2 separate regions of the Homo sapiens genome follow, and region 1 is linked to region 2. Evidence: chromatin loops called from intact Hi-C (ENCODE). Cell type or tissue: CD14-positive monocyte. All regions are shown on one strand. Each heading gives the region's core, and the rest is flanking DNA. Links, peaks and the distances in the headings are about the cores only. Region 1 overlaps ETV6 (ETS variant transcription factor 6). Region 2 has its middle 61 kb from the start of BCL2L14.

What was found. A loop is a pair of places that touch in the nucleus more often than their neighbours do. Peaks named below come from ENCODE experiments on the same cell type or tissue, not always from the same donor. Only the 100,000 strongest peaks of a DNase experiment are listed, where the experiment ranks them.
Region 1: it touches region 2 in a loop (2.5-fold over the local background); 2 of 110 quality-filtered maps call a loop at or near these places.

Annotation. Positions count from the first base shown.
Region 1 is chr12:11,852,664-11,860,995 of GRCh38, forward strand. It overlaps ETV6 (ETS variant transcription factor 6), which reads left to right. Exons shown (of 8, transcript NM_001987.5): 4 at 764-898. Among named protein-coding and RNA genes, the nearest start is that of ETV6, 210 kb to the left of the region's middle. RefSeq lists an enhancer at 2,498-3,074. In CD14-positive monocyte, for the core only: no CTCF peak of the experiment used is centred there; DNase peaks (open chromatin) are centred at 2,878, 3,468 and 4,538; H3K4me3 peaks cover 2,819 bases; H3K27ac peaks cover 6,127 bases.
Region 2 is chr12:12,005,494-12,013,825 of GRCh38, forward strand. No RefSeq gene overlaps it. Among named protein-coding and RNA genes, the nearest start is that of BCL2L14, 61 kb to the right of the region's middle. RefSeq lists enhancers at 2,979-3,859, 3,525-3,654, 3,860-4,740, 4,635-4,754, 4,741-5,621 and 3 more. In CD14-positive monocyte, for the core only: CTCF peaks have their summits at 3,047 and 3,247; DNase peaks (open chromatin) are centred at 3,948, 4,928 and 5,968; H3K4me3 peaks cover 1,866 bases; H3K27ac peaks cover 4,396 bases.

The DNA of each region.
Region 1 (8,332 bases), core at 171-8,170, 150 kb before region 2:
ATAAATTGGGATAGTTTAAATTCCCTGCCATTGTTCGGCAGCTACTGAAGCAGTTCAGTAATGTGGGAAAATGTTCAAAACCTAATGTGGAGGGAAAAGAGGATACTCAACTATTAAAAGCCCGCTTCTAACTATAGAACTATAGATAGTATTAACAGGGCTTCTGTATCTTAGTGATGATGGGATTCTAGGTCATGTTTTGTTTTCTTTCTGATTTTCTGCCTTTTTAAAACATTTTTGGGGCCGTGCACGGTAGCTTACACCTGTAATCCCAGCACTTTGGGAGGCCTAGGCGAGTGGATCACTTGAGCTCAGGAGTTTGAGACCAACCTGAACAGCATGGTGAAACCCTGTCTCTACTGAAAATACAAAAATCAGCTGGGTGTGTTGGTTCGCACCTGTAGTCCCAGCTACTTGGAGGGCTGAGGTGGGAGGATCACTTGAGCCTGGGAGGTGGAGGTTGTAGTGAGCCGAGATCGTGCCTCTGCACTTCAGCACTGGCAACGGAGCGCAACCCTGTCTCAGAAAAAAAGTATACGATTTTCATAATCAAAAAAGTTTGATTTACAACTTCACATCGCTCTGACCTTTTGAGTTTCAAGTGCTGCATTCTGTGCCCCATGAGCTTGGTGAGGGTAGGAGGTGGCAGGTGCGCTCCAATTGTATCTTTGGCACCGTGCCAGGCACTTAGCTGCTGCTCCGTAGATCGTTGTTGGAAAAACATCTTTCCATTTCTCGATTTCCCTTTCCTTTTTCTTTCCAGGTGATGTGCTCTATGAACTCCTTCAGCATATTCTGAAGCAGAGGAAACCTCGGATTCTTTTTTCACCATTCTTCCACCCTGGAAACTCTATACACACACAGCCGGAGGTCATACTGCATCAGAACCATGAAGAAGGTACTGGAAGAGGTTTCTCTTTTCTTGCCTGAGGTTTAGACAAATCCAGGAAGTTTAATTGTTAACTTGATAAGCTGGTCTTCTTCGTGTAAGTTCACTTTTCATTCAGTAGACAATTATTGAGTGCTTACTATGTACAAAATACACTCTTGGTTCCCTGAAGCTCACGATCAAAGCGAAGCAGTGAGATGGATGTACACAGAAGCACAGAAGCGTAACCATATAGTAGGCACCGTAAAGGTGTGGTGGAAGGGTCCATGACAGCCAGGTGCAGGAAGCAGGGTCTTCTCATAAAGGAAGCAACTCTGGAGTATGCCTTAGAGCAGTGCTCCCCACCCTTTTTGGCACCAGGGACCAGTTTTGTGGAAGACAGTTTTTCCACCAACAGTGGAGGTGAGGGATGGTTTGGGATGATTCAAGTGCATTACATTTATTCTGCACTTCATTTCTATTATTACATTATCATACATAATGAAATAATTATACAATCCACCATAATGTCGAATCAGTGGGAGCCCTGAGCTTGTTTTCCTGCAACTAGACGTTCCCATCTGGGGGTGATGGGAGACAGTGACAGATCATCAGCCATTAGATTCCCGTAAGGAGTGTGCAACTAGATCCCGCGCATGCACAGTTCATGATAGCGTTTGTGCTTCTATGAGAATCTAATGCCGCTGCTGATCTGACAGGACGTGGGACTCAGGCGGTAATACGAGCAGTGGGGAGCAGCTCTAGATACAGATGAAGCTTCACTCACTTGCCCCCACCGCTCACCTCCTGCTGTGCAGCCCAGTTCCTAACAGGCCATGGACTGGTACCAGTCAGTGACCTGGAGGTTGGGGACCCCGCCTTAGAAATCCAGCAGGATTCTGATAAGCAAGGATGAAGTGAAGAACATTCCAGGCAAAGAAAATGACGTAAGGGTGGGGTAAGGCTTTGAAATAGAGAGCAATTAGATGACTTGGATTATAAAGCTTATCTTCTCCCACTCTTTTATTACAGAAAATTTCAAACATACTCCAAATAGAATAAAATAAATAAACCCTTCTGAGCCATCACCCTTGCCTTCACAATGATCAGCATTTTGTCATTGCAGAGCTAGTCCAAGGAGCTTAGCTTGGAACCAGAGTGTGGAGAACTTTGATTTCTGGAATATGGAGGAAAGAAATGGGAAGTCATTGGAGAGTTTTTTAGCAAGGGGTAATAAAAGTTGGAAGAAGGAAAGAAAAAAAAACCCAAATCTATGAACTCAGTGTTGGGCCAGGGCTTTCTGCATAGGGCACCAAAGGAGGCTGGTTAGAGTTCACTCAGTGGCGGTGTTTATTTCAAGTGTCCCAGTTGTTCCTCTTAATCATTGGTAGAAAGCAAAAGACCAGAATTTAATTTAGGCCCTGGACCTAGTTCCAGAATAGGTGTTGGGGCACAGAAATAGAGTATAAAAACCTTACTTGAGGCCAGGCGCGGTGGCTCACGCCTGTAATCCCAGCACTTTGAGAGGCCGAGGCGGGCGGATCACGAGGTCAGGAGATCAAGACCGTCCTGGCTAACATGGTGAAACCCCGTCTCTACTAAAAATACAAAAAAAAAAAAAAAAATTAGCCGGGCATGGTGGCAGGCGCCTGTAGTCCCAGCTACTTGGGAGGCTGAGGCAAGATAATGGAGTGAACCCGGGAGGTGGAGATTGCAGTGAGCTGAGATTGCGCCACTGCACTCCAGCCTGGGCGACAGAGCGAGACTCTGTCTCAAAAACACCAAACCAAAGCGAAAGGAAACCTTACTTGAGCACCATTGCATTAAACAGTTGAACAGCTTGAGCACTCAGTGATGGATCGTGCCTCTGAGGGTCATGATCCTCCTGCTCGGATTGGTCAGACCACAGACGTCCAAACGTGCATCAGTTTCTTCATGTGTACTTTTCCTTAGGTGCAGATTACTAGGGACCTCAAACCCTGGTCCCTTGGGGCATTTCCTTAAAATGATTGCTCATCCCCAAGAGCAGGGCTAACAATTTTGTTTTGTTGTTGGCAAACCAAAAAATGAGAAGTTTCTTGTTTTTCCTAATTAACACTTCACAAAAGAGAGCCTGACTCCAGGCGATGACACCACCTCCTTGTGCCAAGCATTTCACAGCAGGGCCCCTCGCTTCCGTGATGGAGAACGAACAGCATTTCGTGCACGCTCCCTGCCTTCCTCTCATCCTTTCCTCCCCTCACTCTACCCTTGCTAAATTTAGCAGCTGCCCTCCTCCCCCAATTCAGTTATTCATTCTTTTGCTCTTCCTGCCATGTGCATTTCCGGCTTGCATAATAGCCACCAGCCACTCCAGAGAAGAGGAGGTGGGTTTACTGAAGCTTGACATTAAGGCAAGGAATATATTACCTAGCCTGCCTTTCAGATACAAAGGGTATGTGATGGGTTTTCTTTCTGTCTCTTAGTCTTTCTCTCATTATTTTTTTTGTTAATCTCATTTGGAATTTAGCCCCATTTTATTCCTGAGTGTGATTGGAGGCTTATGGTCTCTCCTCCTCACAGATCCTTCCTCTTTTCCCTTTGGCCTGATTTGACTCAGCAGTAGGTGTGTTTGTTGTTCTCATTTGCAGGAGCTCAGCAATAGAGAAAGCTGGCTTACTCTGAGAGCTGCTCGCAAACCAAGTAAATACAGATGTGCCACCGCATACGCTGTAATGAGCTTTCTCTCAAGTATTATGATGTTGGTGGTTGTGAGCTCAGTAGGTAAGAGGATGGAGCTAATGAGGCCGAGGTCAAGGGTGTCATTGCCCTGCAGACCAGTTAGCTCTGCTTCAGACCCAGCTCTTAAAAGTAGTGCATTTTCAGAGACCATTCCTTAAAGCTCATGGCCAGGAAGCAAGGTCTGAGAGCATGTCCGGGCGCATGTGCTCCAGTGAACAGGTGCACACAACAAGGAGAGAAGTGTAGGTCTTTATCCGGTGGTATCCAGGGAGAAGAGCTTTCCAAGGCACAGAAGTGATATGAAGAGGTGGCCCTCTCCCTATCCTCCTGCCTTTCAGCTATATGGTGCCCTTGATGACAAAGAGAACAAGTAGAGAGGTGCATGGATCAGTACAAGTTTCCTGCCTCCAGCTACTTCCTCTCTCTCTCCCTTCTTCTCCACTGAAAAGAAAAAAATCCAGCTCAACATAAATTGTTTCCAGAATCAATACTGTTCCATTTAATTATGAAGGATAACAGATGATTGATGTGGGCATATGTTAACATACAGAAAGATCTGGTTCTGAAAAAAAAATCTGTCAAGTGAAATTATACATATCAAATATTACTTCCCCAGTGATTTATTTTACATAACTGGGAATACAGTTCCATATAAAAGTATGTTAACCCAAGATGACACATGTTGCTGCCAACTTGGCATAGGTAAGTAGGTAGGTGGGTAGGTAAGTAGGTGGATAGGTGGATAGGAATGACAGAATGGAAAGAGAACAAGGCCCAACTCAGCTGTTAAGCAGCCTGGCACAATGAAGCATGCACGGTCAAGTGCAAACAGAAGGCATCATTCAACCGCCTTGTGATTTCACCTCGTCGTGGCCACAAACTTAACCAGTTCAGACATTCATAATTTCACAATGGGCATTTATATCACAGTACAAATGTGTCTTGCTCAATCTAGCACCAGTTCCCCACATGTATCCTCTATGACTTTCTTACATTGAAACTTACATTGAAATCATGCCTTCGTTAGTAGCCACGTGGCAGTGCTAGAAGCTAGGAAGTTGGTGTTAGCTCAGAGGTTCACCTCCATGCCCTGACAGTAGACGAGGATGATCATCATGCTAATTCAAACTCTCTATATGTGAACATTTGTTACCTCTATAATGTACTCCATTCTGAAATCACATCATGGCTTGAGCAAAGCAGTCCTCAGATTACACTTACCTCTAGAAAAACCAGCATTTTCACTCTTTTTCCTTACTTATTAGTTATGGGAAGGGAGGGTGATTTTATATAATTAGGTTAACCTTATAATTTTTCACCCATACCAACACACTTATGACAGTGACACAGGGCTCCAGCAATAAGTAAGCCAGGACTACATATCAAATATTCAGGCAAAACCAGAACCAGAACCATCCTCGACAAACAAACTGGGGTGAGTGTGTGTGAGTATGTATGTATATTTTAAAGGATGAGATCTGGAAACCGGGAAACCAGGTCCTAACCCTTCATTCTGCCAGAACAGATCATAAGGGCTAAGTTTCTCATTCCTCTGGCTCTGTCTCCCCAGTTATAAGAAGGGGGTTAGGCTAAATGGTTTCTGCAGTCTCTTACAGCTCTCAAATCCCCACATTACGTCCAAGGAACCTGAGTCTTCCTGGGTGATATGAAGATAAGACATATTCCCTTCCCTCAGGGTCTTGAGCATCTAAAATCTAGAAAATCATAGCAGTGTCCTGCCTGGTGTTGCTCAGAAGCGGGAGAAAATCTCTTCTTTCCTCATTTGTCTCACCTTATTCAGAACTTCAGATAATGTTGCCCCTCTGAGAGTGGCAGCAAGAGTAGCGTCATTCACTTATTTCATCATAAAAAGCTCAGTTTAAGGACATTCTTTTTCCTTGACTGTTGTGACTCATTTTATCTTTGTAATATGAATTAGAATGCAGGTAGGTAGTTATGTAGAAAGGAGGTAAAATAAACAATGATATTACTTCCTTCACAAAAACCAGGAGGCAAAGCATCTTTAGAAATATCAAAGCAGTAAATGACTATAAAATAAATTTATTTTGTCACGTGCAGTTGTGATGATAACTTCTTTTCACACCTTAGGTTCTTTTATTTTGGGTTTTATCCCCTTAAATATATATATATATTTTTTTTTAATTGTCATTTGTCCTCTAGTGTTAGAACTACTGGAATATTGGCCCCCCAAAAACTCAACGGAAACATAAAATAAGCCTCCCTTCTGGGCTAAAGTCTCTGAATGAGACCAGCTCCACAGAATCACCCCATGGGACTGGATATGCAGTCTGTAGGGAGAAGGAGCAAGATCCGGATTTCTCAAACGTTCTCATCCCATCACCCCCTTGGAGCTTGATAATTTCAGCTCTTTAGTTGCATCCTGTCCTCTGCCCCATCAAAGAGATTATGGGGCAGTGATTCTTAATCACTTTAATTTGCAGATATTCACACATGCAGGGCTGAGATTGTTTCTGTAGCACTGGATGCAGTTTTAAGGTGGCAGTTCTGCTCTGGGACAGCTCTTTATCACAAGGTAAACATGGAAATCGCAAGTGATGAGGAGAACTTTCAAGCATCGAAGTGCAATTGATCTCAATTTTTCTTACAACTAGCACATGGGAATGGCTCAATAATTGAGAGAAGTCATTTCTTTGTGAAAGATGGAGAGGGTGGCATGTGTTCTGCGATGGCCCACAGAAGTTTTATTTATATGATTGCTTTATTGAGGGGAATCGTACCCCTCCTGCCCCACCACCAAACCCAAGTGCCCAAAGACTGCTTTGGCAGAAGGAAGTTGTATACAATTTTAATGAGATAATTAAAGAAGATGAGGTATATGAATCTGGTTTTTTTTTTTTTTTTTTTTTTTTTTTTTTTTTTTTTTTTGAGAAGGAGTCTTGCTCTGTCGCCCAGGCTGGAGTGCAGTGGTGCGATCTCGGTTCACTGCAAGCTCCACCTCCTGGGTTCACTCCATTCTCCTGCCTCAGCCTCCCAAGTAGCAGGGACTACAGGCATCCGCCACCATGCCCGGCTAATTTTTTGTATTTTTAGTAGAGACAGGGTTTCGCCGTGTTAGCCAGGATGGTCTCGATCTCCTGACCTCGTGATCCGCCCGCCTCGGCCTCCCAAAGTGCTGGGATTACAAGCATGAGCCACCACACCCGGCCTGAATCTGCTTCTTAATAACAAAATAATAGCTAACATTTATTGGGTCCTTGTTGTGTGCCGGCCCTGTTCTAAGCTCTTATATCTTTGAATCATTTAATCCTCACCACAACCCTATAAAGAAGGTGATATTATTACCTCCACTTTATAGATGAAGAAATAAAGATTAAGAGCAATAAAGTAACATGCCCCAAAATCAAGTAGCAACGCTGAGATTTAAACCCAGGTGGGGTTGATGCCAGTGCCTGCATTCATTCCACTGCGCAGAATGAGGAGACCAAAATACATTTTCATAAATATTTGTAGTGTAGGCGCCCTGAAAATAGAGCACATGATTGAAAGACGAGTAGCAGTAGTGGAGATGAGAACGCCAAAGCAGTTTTCAGGTCAGCTGACTGGGGCTACAGTGTGTGGCAGGTCCTGCTTACATTACTGCCAAATTTGTACTAAACAATGTCAAAGATGACTTCTGGGACTCCAAAGTATGTCTAGTTCATAATATTAAAAACTCATGCTGAGTTGGACCGAATTCACCCTTCTAGATCATTAACTCCCTTGGGATGGGCCGTCTTAGCATCACGAAAATCTCCCAGCCTGTGAGAACTGTGGGTTCTGAGCCAGGCACCGGCTTCTGAGAGCAGACACACTGGCTGTCACCTACCCCCTGAGGAGCCAGCCCCTCAGTGCAGGTCACGCCTTGAAAGCTGGCCCCTCTCTACAGCGGCTTAGTAGGTAACAGGTAGACGCATTCTTTAGCTGCTCAAGTCACATCCTGTCACTGGTTGTAAACCCACTCGATTCTCTAGTCTTGCTGGAATCGTGTTGATGACTGCAGGGTCAAGGAGGCTGTGGGCTGGGGTTTGACATCTTTGTTACACATATTAACCACGGAATACATGACAGAGCCAGAGAGCATGCCGGCACGTATATGCGTGCACTCTACATCCCCCGACTACCTGGGTTCTAATCCCAGCTCCCCAGTTTACCGGCTGTGTGACTTCAGGCAACTGCCTTGGGTCTCAGGTCTCTACCTGTAAAAGAAGGAAAATGACAGGACCTATCTCAAAGGGTTGACATAAGAAAGAAATGAGTCTCCAGCCTGGGCGACAGAGTGAGACTCTGTCTCAAAAAAAAAAACAAAACAAAAGAAGAAAGAAATGAGTTAATACGGAAAATGCCCTTAGAATAGCCAAGCATTCGGTAAATGTTATTCATTATCATGATTCAATATTTCTGGCTGTTATTTGGTTGTTTCCCCCCCTCTGTTTGTGTAAATTTTTAATTGGGATAAAATACACAACATTTACAATTTTAACCATTTTTAGGTGTACTTCAGTAGTGGTAAGTCTATTCACAATGTTGTGCAGTTGGTTTTTCCTTCCACTTTTCTTAACCATTCTCAATATCGCAACTACATCCACTTTGTGCAAACATCAGGTTTGTGCACCTTATACGTAGGGAAGGGCCATTGCCTCCCTCACTGTTATCCAAGAACACCTTTGAGGATTCATCTGCACTATGATTTCTGTGGGAAAATACATTTAAAGTGCCAGTCTT
Region 2 (8,332 bases), core at 256-8,255:
TTACTGTGTTCTCCCCACACTCAACCTTAAACTACAAGTTCACAAGGGCATGAATCCTATCCATTTTTGCCCACTATTGGATCCCTAGTTCTTAGTATATTGTCTGTCACATAGTAGGACTCGGTAGATATGGACGAGTAAATGAGTGAATGAATGAATATAATAAGATACCCAATGTATGTGTCTTGGATTGAAGAATTTCAAGTAGAGAAGACAACAGTTAAAAAAAAAAAAAGGTACAAAAGTTTGTCTGGTCTGCAGGGCAAATTTTTTTTATGAATGACAAGAGAAGCACAGGAGGCAAATGAAATTTTACATAAATCTTCCAGTACTTCATCTCAGTGTAGAATCTGAATTATGAAAGATCGACTCAGTAGATACCACATTCCAGGAGTTTAGAGATATAATCTCATTATTTTTCAACCTTTGTTTCTAGGTGTAATTTACACCTAATTTTTTTTTTTTTTTTTTTTTTGAGATGGAGTCTTGCTCTGTCGCCCAGGCTGGAGTGCAGTGGCGCGATCTCGGCTCACTGCAAGCTCCGCCTCCTGCGTTCACGCCATTCTCCTGCCTCAGCCTCCCGAGTAGCTGCGACTACAGGTGCCCGCCACCGTGCCCGGCTAATTTTTTTTGTATTTTTAGTAGAGACGGGGTTTCACCGTGGTCTCGATCTCCTGACCTCGTGATCCACCCGCCTTGGCCTCCCAAAGTGCTGGGATTACAGGCATGAGCCACCGCGCCCGGCCACACCTAATTTTTAAACAAGCGGAGATTCTTCTAAGCCAGTTGCCATTATCATTATCTAAAATGTATTTGATTTACTATTTACAAAGCATTTTCCTTATGCTATCATATTAAACACTAAACAACCCTTATAATCAAGATTAAAAGTAGGTCATAGGCTCTAACTCTGACATCTTCACAGAATAATTTTTGATATATTTGTGAAATAACGAGATGGCAGGTAAGGCGGAAAAGAAGCCTCCCAAACAGGCAAGAAGAGTAGATGGCAGAGGCACAGAGAAGGAGATGGAGAGACATGGAACCAAAAGGAGGGGTCACAAGAGGAAGAGTATCGTCCAAAAGTAATGTGGGGATGGGCTCTGAAGCAGGGAAGAGGGCGGCGGTCTTTGAAGTTGGCCTCGATGGTGGTCTTTTTTTTTTTTTTTTTTTTTTTTTTTTTTGAGACAGAGTCTTGCTCTGTCGCCCAGGCTGGAGTGCAGTGGCGCGATCTCGGCTCACTGCAGGCTCCGTCCCCCAGGGGGTTCACGCCATTCTCCTGCCTCAGCCCTCCGAGTAGCTGGGACTACAGGCGCCCGCCACCTCGCCCGGCTAATTTTTTGTATTTTTAGTAGAGACGGGGTTTCACCGTGTTAGCCAGGATGGTCTCGATCTCCTGATCTCGTGATCCGCCCACCTCGGCCTCCCAAAGTGCTGGGATTACAGGCGTGAGCCACCGCGCCCTGCCCAGGCCCGGCTAATTTTTGTATTTTTAGTAGAGACGGGGTTTCACTATGTTGGCCAGGCTGTTCTCAAACTCCTGACCTCAAGTGATTCACCCTCCTCAGCCTCCCAAAATGCTGGGACTACAGGCGTGAGTCACCATGCCCAGCCCTCAGTGGTGGTCTTTGAGGTTGGTATCACAGATTGTGGGGAGGGAGACACATAATGTGTGGGGTAGGAAATTCGTGAGAATGTTTAGAGGCAGTAAGTCCCTGAGGCAGGGATGACATAGGAGTCTATAGAGACCTGAACTTGTCAACAGGAAAATAAAAGATATTTTTAGGTGTCTGTGTCATTAAAGGACTTCTATGGGTGGGCGTGGGCCGTAAGGTTTGACTAAGAGCAGTAAAATGGGGAGTAGGTAACAGGTCACAGAAAATGGAAATCGGTCATTACTGTTTGTTTGAGATTCCATCAGTGTCTGGGGCTGGTTGGTCTCATTGGGGAAAGGAGCATCTTGAGTGGGAAGGATGCCCAGGAAATCCAAATAGACTAGCAAAGTAGCCAAGAATACAGAAATGCCCTCATCACCTCACCAAAGCCCGTGTCCCCTCATGTTGCTCTGGGAGGGCTGGGCCACCCACAGGAGACTTGCACAGGTTCCGGGGACCCCAAGCTGCTGGCAGAGCCCCCCACCAAGTCCTGTCCAGCTTCTGGGGCTCTGTGAGCAGCATGAGCCAATCCTCCTCACACACATGCAGAGCCTCAGAGAAGGAGCATCATCCTCCATCCTGCTGCCCAGGACAAAAACCTGGAAATTCTCCTTGACTTTTCTCCCACTTTACTCCCCAAGTCTAATAGGCTCTAGGTCCTTATATCTCCCAAATCCACTCACCTCTTGCTATCCCCATAACCACTAACATAGTTCTGGAACCCACCACTGAAGCGTGTTCTAACTTCCTCCCGTCTGTCTTCCTTCCTGTCACTGAAAAACTGATGGCAGTCCTTCCTCTGCTTATACCTCTTCATCAGCTCCCTTCCACCATTAGAATAAGGCCCGAACTTCCTAACGTTGCTTCGATATCCGCATGAGCTGGCCTCTGGTCTCCTCTCCGGCTCTCACCAGGCTTCCCTGCCAGCTTTGTCCCGCCATACCAAACTACTTCCAGTCCCATACAAGTGCCTGTCTCCCTTTCACTCCTGGACTCAGAAAATTCATCTTGCTTTCTCTGGAAATCATCTTAACCTCACGCCCCTTACCCTTGGCCCCATCAGGCCAGATTCCCTGGGTTAATTCCTGTTCTTGAGACTTCGGCTGTGATGTTTCCTACTTCACAGCTCTTTCGGGGCTGGGTGAGCGGCCCTAACTTTGTGCTGCCGTAGCCACTTGCATTTGCCAAAACCAGAGCATATCATCCTCTGCATCATAGTGGGTTTTTTTTTTCCCACTTATCTGTCTCTCCATCTAGATCTGTGGTTCTCTACTCCCTGTAAAATAAATTAGAGTCATTGTTTTTTAAAAAAAATGCTAATGCCTATTAAACAAAAATCTCTTGAGGTGGATCTGGGCATCAGAGTTTTTTAAGTTTCCCCCAAATAATTCTAGTGGGCAGCCAGCGGTGGGCGCCACTGAGCCAGACGGTCTTTGTTGCCAGTGCACAGGGAACAATCCTCAGTGTCTGTTACACAAATGAGTCTCTGATCATTCCACTTTGGTCTGCAGGGCAAAAACTCTACAGAGAGGGCATGGAGAGGAAGAGATGGGTCTTGAAGAAGAAACTTGCACTAGGGAGGACCCACACCTCCCCCCTGACTCCAGCTCCCTCTGGTACAAAACCCCAAAGCTGAGCTGTGGGCCCAGCCCCACCCACATGCAACTCTGCGCTGTTGGAAAGGCTTGGAAGTCAAACAGCAATCTACTCCTCTTCATGGAGGCAAGGATAAATTTTCTTTTCAAAACACTTTAAATTTTATCACCTCTTCAGAACAAGTACATGAATGAATAAACTGAGGCTCCAAGAGACTGTGAGTGGCCCTCGCCTCAAATCTCTAGAGCAAGGCAGAGCAGAAATCAATACGTGACTCCCCAGGAGCAATTGGCCTCGTCCTGGGTGGCCTCTGCGCCCACCCTAACTCTCCTGCCTCCTAGAGCAGGCAGGGCTCGCCCCGAACCACCCTGCCTCCTAGTGCTGACAGAGGCACATCTGCAGGGTGAAGAATCTGCAGGCAGGATGCAGAGAGTGGGAGGAGGAGGACAATTTCGCACCTGAGTGATCCTTTTCATAAAAATGGGATCACGTTACTTCCTACTAAGAGAAGGGAAATGTTATCCGAGAATGTGGGGCTCTCATTCTCGGATATGAGAATGTCTCTGCCAACAATGCCTGGCCTGATCTTACCTACCCCACTTCACCAGGGGCACTCACAGCTAGAATCTGCTGAGAACCCTCAGGCTCTCAATGGGTGTGACTCATCTCTTCCTCTATTCCCTCTCTGTAGAGGTTTTGCCCTGCAGACCAAAGTAGAGCGATCAGAGACTCATTTGTGTAACAAACATTAAGGGTTGTTCCCTGGGCACTGGCAACAAAGGCCAACCCGGCTGGCTCTCTGAGCTCAAGAAATCACAGCATGGCTCAGCGGTGCTCATTGCTGGCTGCCCACTAGAACTATTTGAAGAAACATAAAACTCTGATGCCCAGACCCACCTCAAGGGTTTTGTTTTGTTTTGTTTGTTTTTTGAGACAGAGTCTTGCTCTGTCACCCAGGCTGGAGTGCAGTGGTGTCATCTCAGCTCACTACAACCTCTGCCTCCCAGGTTCAAGGACTCCTCCCACCTCAGCCTCCCAAATAGCTAGGATTACAGGCACACACCACCATGCCTGGCTAATTTTTTGTATTTTTAGTAGAGACAGGATTTCACCATGTTGGCCAGGCTAGTCTTGAACTCCTGACCTCAAGTGATCTGCCCGCCTTGGCCTTTCAGAGTGCTGGGATTACAGGTGTGAGCTACCGCACCCAGCCAAGAGATTGTTTAATCAGCAAAAGGCTGGGCAGGGCAGTGGGGCCTAGGGCGGCACTTGCTATCAGATGTCTGGAGGGCAGGGTTGGCTTTGGCCATAGATGGACCTCGGTTCAAATCCTGGCTGGCCATACCACTTACCAGCTCTAGACCTAGAGCAGGTTAACATCATGAATCTAAACTACTTACCACTTAACAAAGTGAGTGACTATCTATAACTGTTGCCGTTGTTACAAGAAATCCACTTAGTAACTGCACTGAAAGCCCCTCATCCCCAAAAGGCAAGAAATGGGGAACAACCGGGTGACTAAGGAAAACTGCAAGTGAAAGCAGCTGTAATTTCTCTCGCTGTGGTTTGCGGTGCTCAACACTCTTGCTTGGCTGGTTGTCTTGGAGGGTTAATGAGGTCTCTGCTGAGTGTCCTCAGCTTAGCAATGGGCAGTGGGGCTCTGTTCACAGTCTCATCCCGGCCACGTGGCCTCCCGGGTTCAGACACCCTAGGCTGATGCTGTGGTTCCATGTGCCTGAACACGAGCATCCGAACTCATTTCCGGCCTGCCTGTCCCCCCATGCAACGGCTCCTGAAAAAGGGGAACCAAATGCTGCCCATTTCACCCCCATCAATAGCTGACAACGCCTGGGTTCCTGCTCTCCTGACATTCCCACTCATTGTCGTCAGTGGAGCGAGCAGGCAGAGGGGAAGTGAGCTGCCTATCAGCCCCTGCAATCAGAAAAAGAGCCGGGTGCCTTTAAGACGAAGGTGGTGGGCAGCCATCCATCTTCCCTAAACACACACTCGCCTTGTTCTTCCATTTCTGGCTGAGTGATAAAAACGTTAAATGTCATTTCCTGTATCAGTGGTTAACCACTAGATGCTGGATCAGAGATTTACCAGAAGTGCTGAAGTTATGGAAAAAAAATAAATAAACCTGCTGTTTTCAATAACCCTTTCTTGCACCCTGTGGGAACTATGTAACCTCTGGGGAGGGGGCTGCGAGGGGGTCGCTGGATTTGACTTGGGCAACACACTTAGGACTAGATTTACCAAATGCTTTCTTATGCTTCATATAGGAAGTGAAGAGAGACAAAATGTAACCATCCTATACCTGTCCCCAAGTGCGCGTGTGTGTGTGTGTGTGTGTGTGTGTGTGTGTGTGTGTGTGTGTGTAGAAACGCTGGGAAAAGCAGGAGGAAAAATCATCCACGTGCCTTCTTTGCCCACCTCTCTCAGGATATCTTGCAGTCATTTTGGTTTTATTGACCCAGGGTTTTTGCAGAGGACAGTTGCCCTGACTATTCGATTCCCTCAGCTTCCTGCAACAATCAATGTCCTCCAGTGACAAGAAGGCTTCCTGGGGGAAAACATGCTCCCAGGAAACTCCTGAGAGGTGGAGAGCCCAGCTCAATCCTTTGTTGTGTCCTCTTCTTCTTTCAGTTGCTCCATTAAATTAATCAAGAGCTCAGAAAAGGGAAGGCCTGGCTTAGCCCCCAAGGAGAGGTGACTGGACCGACTGCAGCCTGCCCACAGCTGTACTCCAAGCCCAGCCATGCGCTTCTGACCTGAGGTCAACTCCCCACATACAGCTGCCCTGGGCTCCTCCCTGCGGCCTCCCAGGCACTCCCCTCAGTCTGGACATATAAGACTTAGGAGCTGCACTTTGTTCTAGCAATTCCATTTCCTTCCCAGTGCCAGTTGGGATGTGCTGTGCACACCAAGTGCCCCTAGCTCCTCACCTACCTCTGGGATCACTGACAGTCCTGCTTTACCTGGGACCGAAGGGATTCATGGGGCGGCCGGGGCGGGGGAGGGAGGACTTTTGTTTCTAAAACTGGGAAAGTCCCAGGCAAACCGAAATGAATTGGTCACCCCCGCAACAGATACAATGGTTTGCATAGGCACTTGCACGTTCTATGTCAGAACGGTGGCCAAGAAATAAAAAATAATAAATATGATTTAAAAACCAGAAAATAATTTTTAAAAAATTTAATAAACATAAGATAATTTTTTTAATAAAATTAAAAAAAAAAAGAAACTGGCCAAACTTGAGAACAGATCTAGCCAGGGTACTGAGAACTGCAGACGGCATTGCATGGTATAAGAGTTCCCTGGGGAGATAGGACGGAGCGCATCACAGATCTCCCACTGCACCTGGCGCATACCTAGAAGTCATCCTCTCTCAATTCAATAGTTACTAGAGGAGATCTGAAATCAAAGTCAGAATCAGAAGGGAAAAGAGCATGGGAAAACGTACATTCCACTAAATCTCTTGTAGGCCTCTGAAACTGAAACTTCTTTTTCCTTCCTCGCGCCCTTGAGTACCAACACCATCAGCCCCCCTGGTGCCCAGGACACAAAGATTCGAGAGATGCATTGCTCTTTACTCTGCCTCGCTCCCACTTCATTTTATTATTATACCTAGACCTGATTTCCTGCCACCTAGGATCTCTCCTCTCCACTTCCACTTCTATGACTATCCTTCCGCTGTCTCTGCCCTCAAAGACTGGCCTCCATCCTCTCCAACCTCAATTTCATCTGCTCCCTGGCATGTTAGATGCTCCCTACTTTTTCAAATTATATTCGAGAAGTGTTTATTGAATACCTAGATCAGAAGGATGCCAGAGAGGTCGCACCCGGATTTCATATGGCATTGGACATTTCTCATGGATGCCTTTTTGAATGACACCATCTGTAACATCTTACTGACTGAGAAAACCTCCTGGACACTGCCAGCAAAGCTGGGCATGGCCTCCCTTGCTTCCTGGTGCAAATTGCCACTTAGCCCTCATTACATTGCTATGACGACTACTTTCTGTTTCCATCTTGTCTACCAGCTGCGAACCCCAGTGTCTTATTTACCCTGTTTTCCCAGGTCAATCCCAGACCTTGACAGATAGTGGCCATTAAATACATGTAGAAAAGAAGATGGTCTGGAGATGAAAGGGGGAAATATTGGGTGGATGCTATTATACTTCAATGGGTCTGTAGCCATTTGAACATATACATTTCAAAGGCTATTGATTATGGTTGGATCAACCTGGAAGATGATCCCTATTAGAGAACCAAAGGTCTCAGCCCTGGGCCCTATCCTAATGTTTTTACAAACTTCCTGGATAAAGATTAAAAAGGTACCCAAAACAGATTTACAGATAAAACCAAAGCTGGGAAGTATCACTAATATGTAGAATGCTAGAATTCATGTTCCAAAATTGTCTTGGCTTATGAGATGGATAGACCAAAACTAAGAAGGTAAAAATACACACCCAATTAGTGTAAAGGCTACACTCGTAGTAGCACCATCACTAGCACAATGAGGAAGATGTGGTTCAGCAGCAGTTCGGGTGAAAAACTCCTAGCAATTCCTAGTCTTTGAGCTAGAAGAGAACGTAGAGGACTATCCAATACAGAGAGTCTCAAGCTCTTTTCAAACAATAACATTCATCAAGTGGAATTTCATGCAGAGGCCCTGTAGGTAAAAGAATTTTTTTTTTTTTGGGGATGAAGTCTTGTTCTGTCGCCCAGGCTGGAGTGCAGTGGCATGATCTCAGCTCACTGCAACTTCTGCCTCCCAGGTTCAAGCGATTCTCATGTCTCAGTCTCCCCAGTAGCTGGGATTACAGGTGCATGCCACCATGCCTGGCCAATTTTTGTATTTTTAGTAGAGACGGGGTTTCACCATGTTGGCCGGGCTGGTCTCCAGCTGGCTGGTCTCGAGCTCCTGACCTTGTGATCCGCCTGCTTCGGCCTCCCAAAGTGCTGGGATTACAGGCATGAGCCACCGTGGCCAGCCGGTAAAAGAAATTTTTTAAAGGTGCTGCTCTGGTTAGGAGTAAGGGAAAGGGGTCTAACAAGTCAGCCTCCAACCAATTCGC